Regions from separate parts of the Homo sapiens genome. Here region 2 is linked to region 1. The links are chromatin loops, found by intact Hi-C in ENCODE. Cell type or tissue: heart left ventricle. All regions are shown on one strand. Links, peaks and the distances in the headings refer to the core of each region. The heading gives the core; the rest is flanking DNA.

Region 1 (8,000 bases), core at 1-8,000:
TCCCTCCCTCTGCTTCCCTTTCTCCTTGTGCCTAGTCTTTCTGAGTAGTCTGTAAGCTCTTTTGACCTCAGAGCTCATGTCTGTTTTGCTCTCCAGTACACAAACTCCCCTGAGTCTAACACAGTACCTGGCAGTAGCTCAGCAAGTATTTCTGAAAGGATGAATGTGCCTCACCTGGCGCTTGCAGCGCACACAGAAGGTCTGGTGACACTGGGGACAAGTTGCCTCCAGCTGCTCACGCTCATATATGAAGCCAAAGGAGCACTGGAAGTGCAAGAGCATAAAGTTATCAAAGGCCTGACCTGGAACCATCCCCTGCCCCTCCACAGTAGCTGCCCTGGGCAGGCCACTTACCTGGGCACACCACAAGAACTTGGGGTCCCGCATCAGCACACCCTCGGTCAGCTTCTTATGGAACAACGCATAGGCATCTGGCTCTAGGCTCTCGCGAAGCTGGGGACAGGATGCAGAGGTGGTGGGTGGGAGGGTCCCTGTTCAAAGCTCAGGGTACCTGAGTCCTAGAGGGGCTGCAGTACCTGGATGTCAAGGGTAGAGAAGTAGCTGAGCAACTGTGTGTCATCGGTGAGGTCGGGGCGGCCACAGGCAGGGCACACCATGTCTGTGATGTGCTTCTCCTTCAAGGCGATGGTGAAGTGCTGGCGGAAGCAGTCAGGACAGATGGTGCACTCACAGGAAGTCAGGGCCTGCATCTGGAGGGTGAGGGGTTGGAGGGGAGGGGGTCAGAAGCCACAGCTGCCAGGCTAGGGAAGAGGCAGTGGCCAGGTGTCCACTAAGAAATCAGGGTCTAATTAACAACTGGGCAGGGTTAACAACCTCAAGTGCCAGCAGGGGCCAGGCAGGCAACGTAAACATCTGAAGACAGTCGGGTGGAGGAAAATAGACAATGGTGACACCTAAGGTAAAGGCAAAAGTGCCTATAAAAACATTCATATTCCATTAAATATACAAATAACATGCTTGAAATGACAAAACTATAGAGGTGGAGAACAGCTTCATGGTTGCCAGGTGACTAGAAGTGGGGGCAGAAGGGTATAACTAAAGAGGTACATGAGAGAGTTCCTTTGTGGTGATGAAACAATCTGTATCTTGATTATGGTGGTGGTTATATGCATCCATACGTGGGACAGAACTGCATAGAACCACACATACACACAGCGGCATATCCATGAGAAAAATGAACAAGACCTGTAGTATAGCTAACATTGGAGCAATGTCTTATTTCTTGGTCTTGATATTGTACTATAACTATATAAGAAGTCACCACTGGGGGCCGGGCACGCTGGCTCACACCTGTAATCCCAGTACTTTGGGAAGCCAAGGCGGGCGCATCACTTGAGGCTAGGAGTTCGAGACCAGCCTGGCCAACATTGTGAAACCTTGTCTCTACTAAAAATACAAAAATTAGGCCAGGCACCATGGCTTATGCCTGTAATCCCAGCACTTTGGGAGGCTGAGGCAGGCGGATCACCTGAGATCTGGAGTTCCAGACCAGCCTGACCCGTCTCTACTAAAAATACAAAATTAGCCAAGTGTGGTGGCGCATGCCTGTAATCCCAGCTACTCGGGAGGCTGAGGCAGGAGAATCACTTGAACTCGGGAGGCGGAGGCTGCAGTGAGCCGAGATCGCACCATTGCACTCCAGGCTGGGCAACAAGAGCAAAACTCTGTCTCAAAAAAAAAAAAATTAGCCGGGCATGATTGCAGATGCCTGTAATCACAGCTACTTGGGAGGCTGGGACAGGAGAATCGCTTGAACCGGGAGGCAGAGGTTGCAGTGAGCCATGATTGCGCGACTGCGCTCCAGCCAGGGCGACAGAGCGAGACTCCGTCTCAAAAAAATGTCATCGCTGAGTGAAGGTTAGTGAAAAGTACACAGGACTCTATGCACTATTTTTGAAACTTCCTGTAGATTCTACATTTATTTATTTATTTAATTTATTTTGAGACAGAGTCTCACTCTGTCGCTCAGACTGGAGTGCTGTGGCGCAATCCTGGCTCACTGCAACCTCTGTCTCCCAGGTTCAAGAGATTTTCCTGCCTCAGCCTCCCAAGTAGCTGGGATTACAGGCACCCACTACCACACCCGGCTAATTTTTGTATTTTTTGTAGAGACAGGGTTTCACCATGTTGGTCAGGCTGGTCTCGAACTCCTGACCTCAGGTGATCCACCCACCTCAGCCTCCCAAAGTGCTAGGATTACAGGTATGAGCCACTGCGCCTGGCCAACTTTATGTATTTTATTATTTTTTTTAATTTAAGTTTTTTTTTTGAGACGGAATCTCATTCTGTCGCCCAGGCTGGAGTGCGGTGGCACGATCTTGGCTCACTGCAACCTCCACCTCCCAGGTTCAAGCGATTCTCCTGCCTTAGCCTCTCGAGTAGCTGGGATTACAGGTGCACGCCACCACGCCTGGCTAATTTTTGTATTTTTAGTAGAGACGGGGTTTCACCATGTCGACCAGGATGGTCTCAATCTCTTGACCTCGTGATCCACCCACGTTGGCCTCCCAAAGTGCAGGGATGACAGGCGTGAGCCACCATGCCCGGACCTTTATTTATTTTTTTAGAGATGGGAGTCTTGTTATGTTGCCCATGCTGGTCTCTAACTCCTGGCTTCAAGGTATTCTCCCACCTCAGCCTCCCAAAGCTCTAGGATTACAGGCATGAGGCATCATGCCCAGCAAAATTCTTTTTGAAAACATAGCCACAGTAGCACTGTCACACACACACACAAAAATGAACAGTAATTCTTTTTTTTTTTTTTTAAGACGGAGTCTTGCGCTGTTGCCCAGGCTGGAGTGCAGTGGCGCGATCTCGGCTCACTGCAAGCTCCGCCTCCTGAGTTCACGCCATTCTCCTGCCTCAGCCTCCTGAGTAGCTGGGACTACAGGCGCCTGCCACCACACCTGGCTAATTTTTTACATTTTTAGTACAGACAGGGTTTCACTGCGTCAGCCAGGATGGTCTCGATCTCCTGACCTCATGATCGGCCTGCCTTGGCCTCCCAAAGTGCTGGCATTAGAGGCGTGAGCCACCGCGCCCAGCCTGGTAATTCTTTAATATCAGCAAATATCCAGTTTATAGGAATAAGCCCTTCTTAGTTCCTGAGACTCCACGTACTCTAGGTCAGAGTAGTTAGACTGGCTCTGTATGTGTTTTATTTTGGTTTTACTCTGTATTTAAAATAATTGTAGAGGTCAAGAGCTCGAGACCAGCCTGGCCAATATGGCGAAACCCTGTCTCTACTAAAAATACAAAAATTAGCCGAGTGTGGTGGCGGGTGCCTGTAATCCCAGCTACTCAGGAGGCTGAGGCAGGAGAATTGCTTGGAGGAGGCAGAGGTTACAGTGAGCCGAGATCACGCCATTGCACTCCAGCCTGGGGGCAAGGGTGAAATTCCATCTAAAAAAAATAAATAAGTAAATAAATAAATAAAGTTTTACATTTTAGAGATATATACGGAAACATTTATAAACTATATTATGCCTGATATTTGATATCATAATAGCCATCTGTGTATATATGTGAAATAAAGACTGATCATGTTTGTTGACAATTGCTGAAGCTTGATGACAAATACACTGGAAGTGGAGGGGTTGCAGGGGGGTATGGGAATTTGTTATACAGTGTAGTACAATTTTTCTACTATTGCATGTTTGAAAATTTCCATAATAGAACATTGTTTTAAAAGGGAGGAGATAAGCCTGTTCCTGACTTCCCCCTCCCAGGAGCCTTCAGGGGTATATGGGCAACTGAAGAGCAGAAGACAGGATCAGAGATGGAGACTGGGGTAGGATGGGGGTCCAAAAGAATAGAGTAATTCTTGGACCAGGTATCGTGGGGAGGGACTTACCCGGTTGTGGGGCAGGGCCCAGCCACACACGGCACACTCCTGGGCAAGCAAGCGGCGCAGGAAGGCCCGGTCCTGGCTGTGCCTCACAGCTTCTACCACATCCCCCAACTCATAGTTCCTGGGTGTCTCCTGCAGCAGTGACAGTGCCAGCTCTGCCCGGCCCCAGCTGGGGAGTGCGTAGACTGCCAAAAGCCGCCTGACCAGGCTCTGCAATATGATTCAGGTGGAGGGGGGAAGTGCTGTCAGACTCCAGGGACCCTTCCCCTCAGCTCCCTCTTGCTCCTCTAGGTGGACCCTTGGGCTTCTTGCCTCCTCCCAGCACCTGCTTGTCTGGCCCATCCCAGGAAGGGGTGGGCTCAGGGCCACTGTCCCAGAGGCGCTGGCGGAAGGGCTCTAGGCGTTGGCGCTGTAGCTCAGTCAGGGCCCGTGACACATCACCTCCGTGCTGGAACAATGCCTGGAGAGACCCCTCCTCAGGCCCAAAGCCTAGAGACTGGAGCTCCTGCACCTGCAAGATGGGAGTGGCAAGGGGGAATGAAGTGGGAAAGCAAGCAAGGGAGAGTGTGAGAGATGCAGACTCTCGACCCTATCCCATATCCAGCACAGCTGATACCTTCCTTCGCCTGGTCCTCACACACTCCTCCACAGCTTCATCAAGGTTGCCATGACGATCCAGCCAGGCTCTCCGGGCCTCCTGACAGGAAAAGGCACCCAGCCCAGGGTCCTGCTGTCCAGCCAGCTCAGCCACCATCTCCAGGACGTAGGGCAGTTCTGAGCGCAACCACTGCAGAGGCACCTCAGTGCCCGAGTACTGCAGAGCCGAGAAGATCTCCTCTGGACAGGCACCTGCGGCTTCCCCTTCCTAAGGCACAGTCCCGCCCATCAGGAGGGGCACCCTTCACCCACCCTCAGCCTGAACTAAGATGGTGACAGTGGCTCAGCTCAGACATATGGATCATGTCATCAGTGTACAGCAATGGTAACTGCCTCAGTAACAGGCAGCTGCTGCTAACAATAACAAGATTCATAGAAACTATTAACCACCTGCAGCATCTCCTTTCCCAGACCAGCTCAGCCCTACCTCATCGCAGGCCCAGTCCTTACCCGGATCATGCTCACTAGCTGGAGGCCTTCTTCCCGCATCTTGTCTTGGCGCTGCTTCTCAGGATCTCCACAGGAACTGGGCAGGGGGGCACTAAGGCGTCGTGGGGGCCCAGGCTTGGGGGGTCCCTTTTCCAAAGAGCTGGCATAGGGCCGGGGGGCATGTTGTGCTGGAATGGGGCTACTAGTCCGGTTGCACATAACACACACCCAGCCAGGGCTCGAGTTGCAGAAGGTACAGTGAATACAGTACCAGACTTGACTCTGGGCAGAGGCCAGCAAAGCATCCCCCTGCTGGGAAGGCAGAGAGAATTATCCCTTTGACTGGCTGGCTGAAGTTCACAACAGAAATACAGGGAGTTGGGAGGAACTGAAGGAAAACATGGGATAGGGAAGAGAATGCCTGAGGTAACACACGATAAAGAGCTGGGAAGGCCAGTTACCTGAAGGGGTTGCAGGCAAATGCCAGCATCTCGGGAATCCACCACCAAGCTGGGAGGCTGGGCCAGCCGAGGTCGCTCACATATGGAACATAGCACAGCAGCTGCCTCATTCTCAAAGGTACAGCTCTGGCAGGCCCACCGACCCCGTGCAAGATCAGGTTCTAGGCCTCCAGTTCCTTGGGGACCCTCAGTTCCCAACCCCAACCCCTTACAGCCTCGGGGCCGATCACAGGCCACACAGAGCACTGCCCAAGGCTCATTTAGCATGGCACAGGCAGCACAGTGCCAGGGCAAATGAGCACTTGCAGGATTAGGGGAAGAAAGAGAGCTGTCTCCCAGGGCCAGCAGGGAGGTCGACTGGGGCCGTGGTTGGGCTGAGGCAGGTAAACTGTAATGGAAAAGCAGACATGGCCTGCTGAAGTGGCACCTGGTGCCTGGATCCCTCACCTCTAAGCATTCTCCATTTCCTGGGTAACAACTCATGTCACTGGCCTTTGCACACATTGTCTGTCTCGAATACTCCTATACCCATAGCTTATGCAACATTTAAATGACAGCTTAAAGCTCACTTCTTCCTAGTAGATACTGCTAACACATGGCCTGACCTACACTAGGTGTTTAAAATATTGCCACCTGATTCAGCTGACCCTTCAGACTAGGTTGCAAACCACCTATTACCATAACAACCTGGGTTACTGCAATTGCTACCTGCTTGATGTGTATGTCTATTATCTCTTTCAGGGTTCTGACTGGCTACTTGTCCTCTATTAAACAGTCTTTAGCACAGAAACTGGCAGGTAGTCCATAATCAAGTGATCTTAAGTTCTCTAAATTTCACTCCCACCCAGAAGAGAAGCCCTCTCACCTGGGGCTCAGGTGGGTACCCTGCAGGACCCCAGGCAGGGTCTGGCGGAGGTGATGAGCACGGGATGGGTGTCCATGGAACAGGTGGTCACAGGCTGGACACAGGGCCTGTTTACAGGATGGGCAGTGCAGTGTGCCTGGGGCAGAACCACAGAGGAAGCAGGGACCAGGAGTGGAGCCTGGAGGGCAGGAGAGATGGAACATCTTTCCAAAAAAGACCAGGCTACATCTGAATCTGCTGTGGATGGGGGCAAATCACAAGACTACTTTTTAAACATCTGGACCCAAGGAAACAATTTTAATCTCTTTTAAAAAACAAAGAGGCCGGGCGTGGTGGCTCATGCAGGTAATCTTAGCACTTTGGGAGGCTGAGGTGGGTGGATCACTTGAGGTCAGGAGTTCCAGACCAGCCTGACCAACATGGAGAAACCCCATCTCTACCAAAAATACAAAATTAGCCGAGCGCGGTGGCGCATGCCTGTAATCCCAGCTACTCGGGAGGCTGAGGCAGGAGAATCGCTTGAACCCGGGAGGTGGAGGTTGCGGTGAGCGGAGATCGCACCATTGCACTCCAGCCTGGGCAACAAGAGCAAAACTCCGTCTCAAAACAAACAAACACAAAGGAAGATAACCAAGAAGACAGAGGAGCATCCCAAATTTCCATCAATATAGCTTCCTACCTGGTCCCCAATTTAGGACCAATAATACCTGGGACAGAGGGTGTGGTGAGGGGGCCAGGAGCAATCTCTCTCAATAGGGGGTCAAATTCTGAAAGCTGCAGCATCTGAAAAAGAAAGGGCAGGGAATGAATAAGGGTTTAGGGACACAGAGTCTCACAATTCCTGTTTCCTTTGTACACCAGCCCCTTTCCTGCCTTCCTTACATCATCTTCAACCTTGTCTTCCAACAGCTGCTCCAGTGCCTGCTGTCTTGGATGAGTATTCTGCAATAATACAGATAAAAACGGTTTCCAGCTAGACCCCTAGAACAAAGCCCTCCCTCTAAGCCCTGGTCCCTTAACATTCACAGAAGGAAAATCAGTACCCGGAGCTCCCAGAATGCTGAACTATGCCCATAGTTCAGCAGCACGGGGGTCCTCAAACTTACTTGAGTTAGGCTGGGCTCCCCAGCCCTGGTGCATAAGTCCATCAAGACTAGAGGAGCATCTCACCTGCAATAGCAGGCTGAGCTCTGTCCGAAGCAGCAGTACTTCCAGTGTGACTGTAGCAACCTGGTGCTCATCTGGCTCCTCCTGCCCTTCGGGGAAGCTCAACCCATCTGGTTGCTCCTCTGTGTAGCCATATAATCGCAGCACATCTCGGCCCCCCTGCCACACATTCAAACGAGTCACCACCCAGGAGGTTTCCTGCCTAGTAGGGCTGGACCCCTTCCCATTCAGCACAACCTCAGGCCTTTTCTAGCCAAACCCCAGCCCCCTCTCCCATAAGGCCAGGGGATTCACCTGCACAGCATCCACCGTGCTGCGAAAGACAGGGTTATTAAACTTGACACCACGCCAGTACCGAGGCCGCTGAGGGCTGAGAAGGTTGCGGCCGTATTTCTCCAGGATGTTCAGAGCCGTGGACAGGGTGTTGAGGTAGTTTCGGGGCTGGGAGCAAGGAGAGCAGAGAGGTGTGAGCGTGGCCTGGGCCTCAGGCCCTGGTGTCCCCCTTCCAAGCGGGGCCGGGCCTCACCTCCCCATGAGCGTTGCAGCGGAC
Region 2 (11,982 bases), core at 3,983-11,982, 86 kb after region 1:
TTGAAGGGAGGCGAGGGCTGTCTGGGAACCGAGGATACTTTTCCCTGTCCTGGACTGCCCTAGTCATGCCAGCTCTTCTTGGGCCCCCACGTCCCCAGCAACCAGCTCTTCTCTTCCTAAGCTGATCCCTGAGCTTGGGGTGCTGCCTGCCCACTGGACTCTCAGTCCTCCGGGCTATCATGAGGCCTTTGGGAGCAACCCCACTGCCTCTGGGTCAATCTCAGGACCCTCTGGGACACCATCTCCAGGGTACCCAAGCGGCCTCGAGAAGGCGCCGCAGAGTCCACACATTTCCCTGCAAGGCTTTCACTGCTCCCACCCAGCCTCCCTCTTTCCCAAGCTTAACCCAGGTTAGTTAAGGAGAAACCTGAGCTGCTCTCACCTCCACCCACTGCTCATCAGAGTAGAGCTTGAGCAGCACGCAGGGGTGGGGTTTGGTGAGTGTGTCCCGGTCCAGGAGGCCATGGCAGGACACCCGCAGCTCCACCCGAGAGGCCCCCAGCGTCATGGTTGGGGGCTCAGGCACCCATCCCATCTCAGGGTCCGACATGTCACTGTGGGGACAGAGCAGGTGGCCTGGACTCTGGAAAGGGAACACCTGCCAGCAGAGGGGTCTATCCTCTAGGGTCCCTGGGCCCCACCCCTTAACCTCCTTCCCTAGACCCTGGGGCCTCACGGACCTCCTGCTTCCTCAGCTTCACCAGAGTTCTGAGCAGGGGAGGGCAGAGGACCTGAGCCTCCCACTCCTGCTCAGAAGCCCTGTGCTGCTGGCCTAGGTATGCGTGGATGGGGCTGGAGAGGGCTGAAGGATTGGGGTGGGGATGTTCCTGGCAGTCTTGGCTCCTAGGCCATCGATTGATCTACACTTTCTGCCGCCTCAGCACCTTCTGCTATTTCCCGACTGGTGTTGTGCCAGCGCTGCACTCAGTCTTGGCACGAGGGAGCTAAACTAGGGCAAGGGGGTGGGGCAGGGGGTGGAGAGGCCTCTGGAGTTCTGAAGAGGATGGGTCTCAGAAGTGGAGTCTGCAGTGGGCAGGAGACAGGTTGGAAAGTCCCCTGCTGGGCTATCCCTATCCACTCCCTACCCCCATTCCCCTTCTGGCTAGCTGATGGAAAAGGAGTGGTGGTGGGCTGGGAGGCAGGACCAGGGCTCTGCTGAAAGCTCCTTCAGGCTCCTGGCAGGAGCTCTAACTGTGACAAGCCTCACATCCCTCCCCACCTCCCCTGTTTTCACACTTCTTGGCAGCACTGGCACCGTCTCTTAGCGACAGGATTTTTGGGGAGTCGTGGCTCCCTCCATGCTGCCCGTGGGATGCACGCATGCCACCTTCCCCCAGCAGTGGTACCAAGCCTCGGGCTGAAGCAGGCAGGGGTATGCCGGCCAGAGTTCATGGCCGGTCAGTCCATCTATCTGTGTCTGTACAGATCTCAGGGTGAGGCTGTCTGATCCCATGTCATGCTTCCCCGAGTGAGTGTGCATTGGTGTGTCTGAGTGCCCCACCCTCCGTGTCTGTCCCCCCATGTCGTGTGTCCGTTTCCAGGAGGGTGTGACAGTTCCTGTACCTCCCTCAGAAGTGGGACCTTTCTCTGGCTGGGTATCTACCTCCCCACAGTGTGTGCCTTTCTGGATATGTGAGGGAGGGTCTGGGCTGGGGGAGGGGGGTCTCTGCCTTCCAGCCACAAGTCTCCCAGTTCTTGGGGGTCCCCGAGATAGGCAGGGGCTTGTGGTGGTGAAGGGATTGGGCAGGGCTGGGATCTCTCTGCGGGCTCCAGGAGATGTTGTTATGGAGACTGGGCCAAGCTGGGCTGGGCTGGGGCTGGGCTGGGGAGGAAGGGTGGGCTCACCTGGGCTCTCGGTCGGGGGCTCCTCTCTCCGGCTCTCTGGCCCTGGCCCTGACTCCCTTGCTGCTCCAGCCGCTGGCGCCGGCTCCAGCTCCGGCTCTGCTGCTATTTATGGGGCCTGGATGGGGAGGGGTGGGGGGGGGCGCAGCACCAGCTCCCCCCGCGTGGATGGATTGGGAGGGAGAAGAGGGAAGGGGCAGGGCCACAGCCTGGGAGGGAGCCACAGAACCGGGGGAGGAGGGCAGGCTGGGGGTGGCTTAGAGGCAGGACCCCCACAGACACAGTGACACACATCTTCCCCTTCACACTACACCCACACCCAGAATCGCAGAGATGCGCACATTGCAGTGGCATGCACATACACATTCAAACAGAGAAATGATGGCGACACATGCACCCACGACTCACAGGCTCACACATATCTTGACACACACAGGCGCCAGTACATAAACTCACTGTGACACCACGACAGTTACAGCCCCCGGCGGATACACATTGGGAAACATACCCCTTCTCACATCACTTTCAACATTGTTACACTAGCTAAGGATATCTGCAGTCACATATACAGGAACACTGGGCTGTCCTTGTCACACATGTACTCACTCAAACTAACCCGGAATACAGCAGGATGTGATCTTCCCGTGCTCCTTAAAAGCCATCACATACCTTGCTGAACGTCATAGCTTTGAGAATGATGTCCAGTTCCCTAGCCACCATTTTATAAGGAGACACAGGAAATGGACATAATTGCTTAAGGACACCCAACCTCATATCCTGGTCACATGAGGGCATCTGCTGAAGGACTGACTCCCAAGGCTTCTTCCCGGTGCCACAATGTACCCAACACCCCCCAAGATTCAACCCATATGGCCTTACCCTTGTGGGAGGGGCTGTGCCATGCACAGATCTTAAGGAAACAAAACAAGTAATTCCTGGTGAAATCAGTAAGTAAGGGAAGTAAGCAGTTGCCTGGGGAGCTGCAAACCACACATGAAGACATTTGGGCACATTGTGGTCTGCGATGAGTACGCAAGAGCATTTACCTTCGCCCTCCATCCCCTTAAGCTGCTCATGTATTAATATAGCAGCCATTTATTGAGCATCTCCTGGGTGTCAGGCACTGTGCCAGGTGCTGGGGCTACACAGGTGATTAAGACACAGCCTCTGCCCCTGGGGGAGGCAGATGTATATGGAACAGAAAGACAGGCAGACAGAGAGAGGATAAGCCAATACGCATACGCAATGAAGCGTGACAGGTGCAATGTTATGGACCTGCTCAGGATGCAGTGGGAGCACATTAAAGCAGGGTGCAATATGGATGAGTGGGGAAGGCATCAGGAAGGACTTCACAGAGGAAGGGGCTTTTGAGTGGGATCTTGAATGCCAAGATAGTATTTGCTAGAACACCATGGGAGACAGCTACTTTAGTTGCTGACCTCATGCCACAGAGACTTCTGTTCACCTGCAAGCCACTCTGCTATTGAGACTTCTGACTAGTGAGGGTGCCCCCAGGACGACACAACATCATGTAATTCCCCCATTAGTGTGCATGCATGCACACACACACACACACACACACTGCTCCCGTGTCCCTCTGGTACACTGGGGCTTCCAATCCCATTACACCCCCAAAAGCTGGACAGACTTTGTGTTGGTTTCTGTCCTTTTGGTTCTTTCTCCAGGAAGCTCAGCCCTGACCCTGGGCATAACACCCATCTTGGCTTGGGGACTTATCAGTCCCCTTCCCTCGGCAGTTCTCTGTTTTTTTCTCCTGCTCCTCTCAGAACCCCAAGTCTATCCCTGTGGAATGTTTCTCATTTTTCTCCACTGTGGCCAAGCTCTGAGGGTTTGTGGGAAGAGAGCAGATTGTGGAGGCAGTGAATGGGGAAGATAGCAGAGACTCGAGGCAGGCGATGATTTTGTTTTTTTATTCTATACAAGAGGGGAGAGAGTCCCTGGGGATAGAGGGACAGAGATCCACCCTCCTGGGGGAGGAGATAAGCCCCCACCCAGAAGCTCTCTGCAGAGAGAGGTATCGAGGCAGGCACTGACAGCCTCCGTCTCTCCAGGTGGCTCCCTCTGTTCTAGTCCCTGCCTCCAGCTCCCCCATGCCTGGTCCTGCCGTCTTGCCCCTGTAGGACAGGGGCTGGCAGGGGGCCCTGGGGACTGGGGGTGGATAGGGGTCTGAGTCCTTGCGAGGCACATGTCGAGGGCTGAGGAGGGTGTTGTGGCAGTTGTCAGTCTGTTCCTGGCTCACTGGTTCCTGCTGGGGACAAATCCAGGGAGCCCTGTTTCCTGGGCAGGGACAGCCAGCCACCTGGTGTTGGGGCTTCGGGGGGTGTCATGTTGGACAGATAGGTGGGAAGGGGGGACCTGCCCTCTCACCACCAGCACCTGTGGGGTCAGGAGGCCGTCTTCTATCAGGTTCCAGCTTGTCACAGGACTGTGCCCGCCGTGTCCTCTTGGGCTTCAGGGGGGCAGTCCGCCGGCCTGGATCAGGGGGCCCTGAAATAACAATCAAGGCAGGCCTAACACAGGAGTGGGGCTCATGCTGGGATGCTCATCCAGGCTGTGACTCCTGGTTGTCACTCATTCCATGCTCTGGAAGAGGACCTGATGTGGACAGCAAAGTCCTAGAGGTGCCCTGAGCCCCCCACTCAGCCAGGGTGGCAGACCTTGGACTTCGGGCTCCTCTTGGTCTTGCTGTGAGCTCAGCCTCAGCCGGGGTTTGTTGACTCCTGGAGCTGCATCTCCAGCCTCAGCCTCCTCCCTGACCCCTGGCTCCTGGGGAGGCTGGCGGCCCCTGGGCACAGCCACTGGCTTGGGAGGCCATGGAGCTAGAGCGGGGTCCTGTAGCTGGCAGAGGAAGGAAGATGCTGGGTCAGTTAGTCCCTTTGCCTCATCAAAGTGCCTCCCCCACCCATCTTGCCAGCTCTCACCTTGGCATTCCTAGCTGGAAGTGTCCTCTCTGGGAAGAGGGTCCCCTCCTTCTCCTCTTCCCCATCTTGGGAGGCTGGGCTGGGACTCTGGCAGCTGTGGTTGGGGGCACTCTCTTCAGCTGGGGATGAGAGAGAGGAGAAGCTGCAGGAAAAGGCATTCTTGCATAGCTCCTGTCCCTGTCTCCTCTCTCCACTGAAGCCCTGGAGGCCAGGACTTTCTCCCTCCAAGCCCACTTGCTCCTATGTCTCTGCCTTTCATGTGCCTTTTTTTTTTCTTTTCTTTCTTTCTTTCTTTTTTTTTTTTTGGAGATGGAGTTTTGCTCTGTCACCCAGGCTGGAGTACAGTGGTGCAATCTTGGCTCACTGCAACCTCCACCTCTCGGGTTTGAGCGATTCTCCTGTCTCAGCCTCCCGAACAACTGGGACTACAGGTGCGTGCCACCACGCCCAGCTAATTTTTGTATTTTTAGTAGAGACAGGGTTTCACCGTGTTGGCCAGGATTGTCTCGATCTCTTGACCTAGTGATCCACCTACCTCGGTCTCCCAAAGTGTTGGGATTACAGGCATGAGCCACCGCACCCGGTCTTTCATATGCCTTTCTACATCCACGCTCCTTAGCCCTTGTTTCCCAGGATCATCCTGAGGCCATCACCTCTGGAGGGGACTCTGGCCTAGCTGTCCCTCTTGCAGAGCAGTGCCCAACCCCTTTCCTGCTGGGGCAGGGCCCAGGGCCTGCTGGGTCCACAGGCATGCTGCCCATCCAGGCTGCAGTGCCCTGGGGGCTCTGCCAAGGCTGCAGCCTGGCATTCCCAGAACTCTGTCTGAAAGTCTGATTTAGATGGAGGGGTGCCCTGGCACACTCATCCTCCGCCCCAGTGGCCTTTAAGCAACATGAGCCTGTGGCTCTGACACTGGAAAGTGTTGTCTGCATGTGGATCTGTGAGGTGTGTGTGCAGTGGGGCAACTGACTATTGCGGTTTCCTAAATGAAAGATGGAGCCCTACTTTGGGGCGCTTTAATTAGCCTGTGTATGGGATGGAAAAAATCAGCAAAGATGCCCCCAGTGCTGGGTTGGCCTTGGAGGAGGAGGCAAGGACACAGGCACTCCAAGTCTCAGGCTAGCCTGATTCTGCACTACAGGGGAGAGAGGGGCAGATGCAGAATGGGTGGGATAGGACAGTGGGGAGCATGTGGCTCAAGCCAGACCAGCCCGCTCAGCTCTTAGCTCTTTCCAGCCCTTACGCCCTAGCCTGGTGGTGGGAGTGAAAGAGGCTGAGGGGGTGTCTCCATCTACAGAGAGATTTTGTCTATGTCAATATTGCTGGAGGGTCATGGTCCAGGCCTTTGGCAACTGCTGGACTGAGCGAATGCTGAGCTGACCAGCTTTTCTTTAGTGGCTCCCTAAGCGGAAGGTGCTCTGAAGCCAGCAGAAAGGAAGTGTCATGCCTGGGATAATCCCCTCCCTTTTACTCCTCCGGTCATGGGGCCAGAAAGTAAATGACTTGTTTAAGGTCGCGGGTGGCTGAGAAGGACTAATACTGCAGGTTTCTGACCTCCGAGGCGAGCTCTTGCCCATGTTTGGGGCACCTTTCTGCGTGAGCTGAGGGTGAGTTGATAAACGACTTCTGGAGGAGGCTGGAATCTGAGGTGGGCCTGGCACAGCTGGTACTTGCTGGCAGTTTGACTTGCCCACCCTCTTCCCAGCAAGGTGCAGAGAGGAGCCTTGTCTACAGAGGCTGCCACTGTGCCAATGGTGACCAGAGGCTGCACCTGCCCTGGAGAATTCGCCAGAGCCATCCACAAAGCATCGCTCCTGTTTGCCAACACTGGAGAAGCCGCTTTTGTTCTGTAGAAGCTTTCTTTGGATTGGGTTGTTTGTCTCTTTTGGATATAGCTTTGTAAATATCCTTAAACATTTTCACTGTGTTGACTTCTCACTGCCCCACCTTGGCCATAAATTCCCCAGCACAGGGGCCATGGGCTTCTGTTTCTTTGGACACACCCTGGGCTTTCAGTACTGCTGCCTGAAAAGAGGCTTTCCATACCTATGTGCCATGTGGCCTCTGCTCTGCGCATGGCGCTGAAGCTTGGTTTGGTGCTTTGGGGCGGTGGTGGGGGCTTCCAGGATCCAGGCCCTGGAGTAGAGAGAGGGGATGAGAAAGAGAGGAGAAAGGGAAAAGGTAAATTTGACCCCTGAGAGAGGGGTCCAAAAGGGCTTTGAATGTGACTGTTCTTACCTGCGTCGTCTGAAGAGCGCCGTTTCTGCCAGGCCTGGGTGCTGCCCTCCTGGTCTGGGCCTGGGCCCTGAAAGAACAGTGGGTCAGGTTGTAAGAAAGTCTCCTCTGTGGCAGGACTGCAGCTGACAAAGGGCTTCTGCTCTAGCATCTCCATGTCATTCTCATGTCATTAGTCCCTAGACACTTAAAACTGTTTCCCAAAGAGTGGCACCCATACCTCCCCAGGGGCACAAGAAATGGCTTACACAAATGAGTATACTTCCATCTTTATAGTTACATATGTATTTTACATGTAGTAGAAAAAAACACGACTCATTCAAAAAGCCTGCGATTTTAAAGATAATGTCTAGGTCTAGCCTAAGTTAAAAAAAGGTGAGTTAATTTAAATAAAAATACTATGTAAGTAATAATTCAGGTAAAAATCAGTCGCAAAGGTTATAATCAAGTCACCATTGTTTGGGAAACAGAGCTCTAGAGGTAAGTATTTTTATAACCCCTCATTTTACAGTAAAGAAGGAGAGGTTTCAGGAGGTGAAGTGACCAGTCCAGGGCTCCACGGCAAGTGTGTGGTGGGGGCTGAAGAGCAGCTAACATCTTCTAATGCCAAAGCATCTGCTTTCTCTACTGAACCACCAGGGATGAGGGAGTGGGAAGGAGAGGGTGGTGGACAGATACCCTCAGGACCCACAGTTTGTTGTCCCAGGCTCCACTCACCTCTCGTTTCCCATCGAAGCTCCAACCCTTGGCTCTTTCCAACCCGGGAAGGGCAACACCGTGAACCCTTGGCTGCTGTGCTGTCCCAGGGGCTGGGCCCCCCTCCCCTGGCTCTGACCCCTCAGTGCCCTAGAACAAGGTCTCTTATTTATTAGCAGTTCCCAGTCGAAGGGGGCTCCCCAGGCTGTGAGGGAGTTGTCAGGAGGACCCCTGCCTCACTGAGTCCCTAGCCACGGGGAAGCCCTGCAGAGACCCTCTGAAGAGTCCTTCCAACGCCTGCATTCGCATATAGCACTCCCAGCATGCTCTTGGCCACTGGGTCTTAGTCCACTCTCAAGGAGAGGAGAATTGAAATGACCAATGTTCCCAAGAACCCTGGGTCCTAGCATTCTCCCATTAAGCTTGGGGTGGGGTAGGAGACTGGGTTAAGTGTGGGGCAGGAAAAGGGGAAGACACAGCACCCCCTGCCTCACTTACCATCTTCCGGCGGAAGGAAGGTCCCCGGCCCCCACCAAATCCAGGGAGGAGGCTGCTCTCCTCCTCTGGGCTCCAGCAGGGAGAGGAGTTATTGCCGAGGCTTGGGGGGTCTGGGCTAGGGGGGCTCTCCTGAGTCGGGGGAGGGGGTGGGGGTGGAGGGAGGAGGAGTCCAGTGGTAGGGGACCCCGGCCCCCTGTCCCCCTTGAAGCTCCGGGGCCGGCGAAAGTGAAACAGGCCCCGGCGCCTCTTCTTCTGGAGTGGAGGCAGCGGTGCCTCCGAGAGTCCTGGCCGCACGGTCCTCAGAGTCCGGGGGTAGCTGGGGAGAATCGGGGTAAGTTAGCAACAAATGCCAGATGCAAGCTCAATCCTGGGTCTGATAAACCTGCTTTCCTCTCATCTGGTCTCCCCTGCTGCACTGCAGCCCTTTCCACTTAGTTCTCAGGGAGATGATGCCCTTGCCTTTCCTGTCCCGTTGTAATCCTCCAGCAGCCTTTCCCGCAGACTGATGTTTCTTCCCAGGCACCTCCCCTGCAACTCCTCTCAGCTTCTCCAAGTGACCTGGCTCCTCCTGGACAGACCCTGGGCAGTCTGCAGGACAGTGACAGGGAACACTACCCCCCGGGCCTCTCACCACTAATGGGTATCCTGTCCCAGGGCTGCCCCCCACCTCCCTCTCATCCACACCTGCTCTCCAACCCCACTGTGGTGGTTCACTCTGGCCCCATTCTTCCCAGCTGTCCTGGGAAGACGCAGAGGTCATGGGCCCTGAGGGCTGGGTGGGGAAGGATGAGAATGTGGGGAAATTTCTCACAGAGACTGGCTTTGGGCACTGCTGTTATGGAGACTCCCATGGGAGCTGGGAGGACACAGCAGCCCTTCTAGGGCCTTGGGGCCTGCTGAAAATGGGAGTGTGTTTAGGCATCACACCTAGAACTTTCCTCCAGGACCCTTCGGCTGAAGAAGTCCTCCAGCCCTTCATCCAGGCGGGTGGCCATCCCATTCTCCTGACGAGTCCCAGGTGCTGGCATCTGCTGGGAGGAAAGTCCCGTGGGACATCTCATCTAGGTCAGGAAGCCCCACCTCCCATCCACTCAGAGCATTCCCCTTTGGGCTTGGACATTTATGGAAATGTAGACTTCAGTTCACCCAGTGTTTCTTTTTCTTTTTTTTTTTTTTTTTTGAGACGGAGTCTTGCTCTGTCACCCAGGCTGGAGTGCAGTGGCATGATTTTGGCTCACTGCAACCTCCGCCTCCTGGGTTCACGCAGTTCTCCTGCCTCAGCCTCCCGAGTAGCTGGGATTACAGGCAGGCGCCACCACGCCCGGCTAATTTTTGTATTTTTAGTGGAGATGGGGTTTCACCATCTTGGCCAGGATGATCTCGATCTCTTGACCTCGTGATCTGCCCGCCTCAGCCTCCCAAAGTGCTGGGATTACAGGCCTGAGCCACCATGCCCAGCTCACCTAGTGTTTCCTAAGCTTGGTGGCTCTTGGTGTTCTTGGTGGCTCTATCCTTCACCAAAATAAGAATGACACTGCCCGGCAGACAGAGCTTTCTTATCTGTGACAAGGTCTAGCTCTCATAAAAACTGGGCAATCCCTCATCTGTTCATTGGCATGCCTGGACTCCTGCCCAATCCCTCAAGGCTACTGTCTCTGGCATTTGGGTCCTAAAGGTAAAACTCCTGGCTCTGGTGTCACTGAGTGAAGGGGATCCTCTTGTGAAGCCTTAGGGACTCACACTGGGTCGACCAGGTCCTGGAGGTGTGGTCCTGGGGGGGCGGGGCCTCCCTTGTGTTTGATGCCTTAGTTTGTAACCATGAGTGGGCAGCTCAGATAGACCTTCCCAGGAGCCACTAGCTGTGGGCTGGCTGCCCCCAAGTCCTGAGAACCAGCCAGGGGGGATCCCCAGATTCCCCAGTTGGCTTTCCATGTCCTGAGGGCTCCCGCCTGCAAAGACAGCAGCATTAGAGGGACTAGCAGAGGAATGGGGAGAAAGCAGGATGGGGAGACAGAGAAAAAATCAAGGGAAAGAGGGGCTACAGAGGGCGGGAGTCTGGAGTCCATGAGAACGGAGGCTGGGAGACTCACTGATGAAGGCAGACACCGGCCGAATCTTGCGGCAGCGTTTCTGCTTTTTGATGGCCATGGTGTCCTGCAGAAATGAAGACGAGTGGCAGGGCCAGGCACCTCACCCAGAGCCATCCATTCCTCATGAAACCTTATTTGAGCCCATCCTGCCCCTCGCTCCTCAGGGGGCTGAGGCACTGGGATGAGGGAAGAGGTTGGGCTGGATTGAGATTGGAGGCAGAAGGCCAGGCACAGTGAGGTGGCCAGGGGAGTACAGATCAGTGGAAGGGGACAGTGTTGTGCAGGTTTAAGGGCAGGGCCCAGGTTATTAAGGAGGAGCAGGGAGCGGGGGGCTCACAATGTTGGTCCCAAGTTCATCATCTGTGGTCTCCTCATGGTCATGGTTCCGGCCTCGGCCCCGGGAGGACAGATCCTGCCCTTGGCCTGGGCACCCTGGTGGATCTGACAGCGTCCTTAGCTGGGTCAGGTGCCGGGCCTGGGGAAGGGCAGGTGTGAACAGAATTCCATGGAAGCTGCCCACCTCCCAGGGCCTTGAAGGGGAGGGTGATTAGGGAGACAGGATAATGTGGGGTGGAGGGCGTGCCCGAGCCAGGCCAGGCTGCAGAAGAAGCCTTACCAGGCTCTTGTGGGAATGGTAGAGCTCTTGCAGGATCTCATCCACTATGGAGCTGGTTAGGTAGGTGACGACTGAGAGCTTCACTTCACTGTGGGCACAGGTGGGGCTACTCAGAACATTAGCACCTCAGTCCCCCGCATGGCCCCTGAGGCACTCCCTCTCCCAGAAGCCTGAGAGAACGGCCAGCTGGCCTGGTCTGTCTGCCCATGGAGCGCATGTGGCTGCTGAAGGAGGCAGCCTAGCCCTTGACACTCATTTCTCCACAAATACACGTCTAGTCCCACCCCAGAGCCCCCAGCCCAACTATGTGTGGGGAAAGAGGAATTCGAGGAGAAGGAGCAAGGGGGCCCTAGGTCAGGCCCCTGGAGCCCCAGTGGAACAGAGCTAGGTAATTGGGGTGCTGAGTAACTAAACCCTGCTAGTTGCTACTGTGAGGGTAGGAAAGACCCTTCCTTGGGCCTAGCTGTTTCATAGGTATGTGTACTAGTTTTCCTTTGGTTTGGTGAGTGGTGGCACCCAGACCCAGAATGAAAGAACTCTAGGGGCAATGAAAACTGGGAGGAAGACAGTGCTTCCATGCACCCAACTCAGGTACTTTTCTTTGTCCATGCCTCCGAGGAGGCCCTGCTATCCCATTCCTGGTGTATTTGTGTGGGTATGTGTGTGTACACCTGTGTGGGCACAAACTTGGCTCCTAAACCCCAGCTCAGCACTTAGATTTCTAGGGCAAAGACCAGCCAGACCCTAAATAGCAAGGTTGCACTTGGTTAAAGATTGATCCTTGTAATGGAGATTGTGCCATTCATTATTCATTGCTGATAGCTCTCCAGTCCTAAGTCCCTAAGTGATCTGGGCCAAATCCAGCTCAGCCCCAGCCCTGCCCTTTGCCTCTCACTCCAGCTTGTTCTGAATGTCCTGTCCTGCTTGCTCCAGCAGTGCCCCTCGGATGAAGTTCCGGGGCACAGTGACACGCTCCGCCACATTGCTCAGCATCTTGTTGTGTCCCTCGGCCACCCGCATGGCCACAGGGCATAACTCCTGTGTCAGGCTGACCATGGACTCC

Evidence for each region. Hi-C counts contacts between places; a loop is a spot of excess contacts. Peaks named below come from ENCODE experiments on the same cell type or tissue, not always from the same donor. Only the 100,000 strongest peaks of a DNase experiment are listed, where the experiment ranks them.
Region 2: it touches region 1 in a loop (1.9-fold over the local background); 33 of 110 quality-filtered maps call a loop at or near these places.

The regions. Positions count from the first base shown.
Region 1 is chr14:24,147,867-24,155,866 of GRCh38, reverse strand. It overlaps RNF31 (ring finger protein 31), which reads right to left. Exons shown (of 21, transcript NM_017999.5): 1 at 7,977-8,000; 2 at 7,745-7,891; 3 at 7,454-7,609; 4 at 7,166-7,225; 5 at 6,991-7,066; 6 at 6,284-6,461; 7 at 5,419-5,806; 8 at 4,979-5,269; 9 at 4,488-4,736; 10 at 4,197-4,382; 11 at 3,875-4,081; 12 at 537-710; 13 at 355-453; 14 at 175-264. Among named protein-coding and RNA genes, the nearest start is that of RNF31, 4.4 kb to the right of the region's middle. In heart left ventricle, for the core only: no CTCF peak of the experiment used is centred there; a DNase peak (open chromatin) is centred at 4,661; H3K4me3 peaks cover 1,095 bases; H3K27ac peaks cover 274 bases.
Region 2 is chr14:24,061,505-24,073,486 of GRCh38, reverse strand. CARMIL3 (capping protein regulator and myosin 1 linker 3) reads right to left here. Exons shown (of 40, transcript NM_138360.4): 27 at 11,815-11,982; 28 at 10,920-11,007; 29 at 10,641-10,778; 30 at 10,304-10,367; 31 at 9,954-10,162; 32 at 9,141-9,241; 33 at 8,214-8,529; 34 at 7,737-7,865; 35 at 7,023-7,089; 36 at 6,831-6,920; 37 at 4,785-4,903; 38 at 4,521-4,701; 39 at 4,240-4,350; 40 at 3,758-4,108. The coding sequence ends at 4,083. It overlaps LOC105370412 (a long non-coding RNA gene), which reads left to right and starts at 5,298. Exons shown (of 2, transcript XR_943619.2): 1 at 5,298-6,391; 2 at 6,490-6,703. It overlaps CPNE6 (copine 6), which reads right to left and starts at 1,925. Exons shown (of 17, transcript NM_006032.4): 1 at 1,846-1,925; 2 at 383-554. The coding sequence starts at 550. In heart left ventricle, for the core only: no CTCF peak of the experiment used is centred there; no DNase peak of the experiment used is centred there.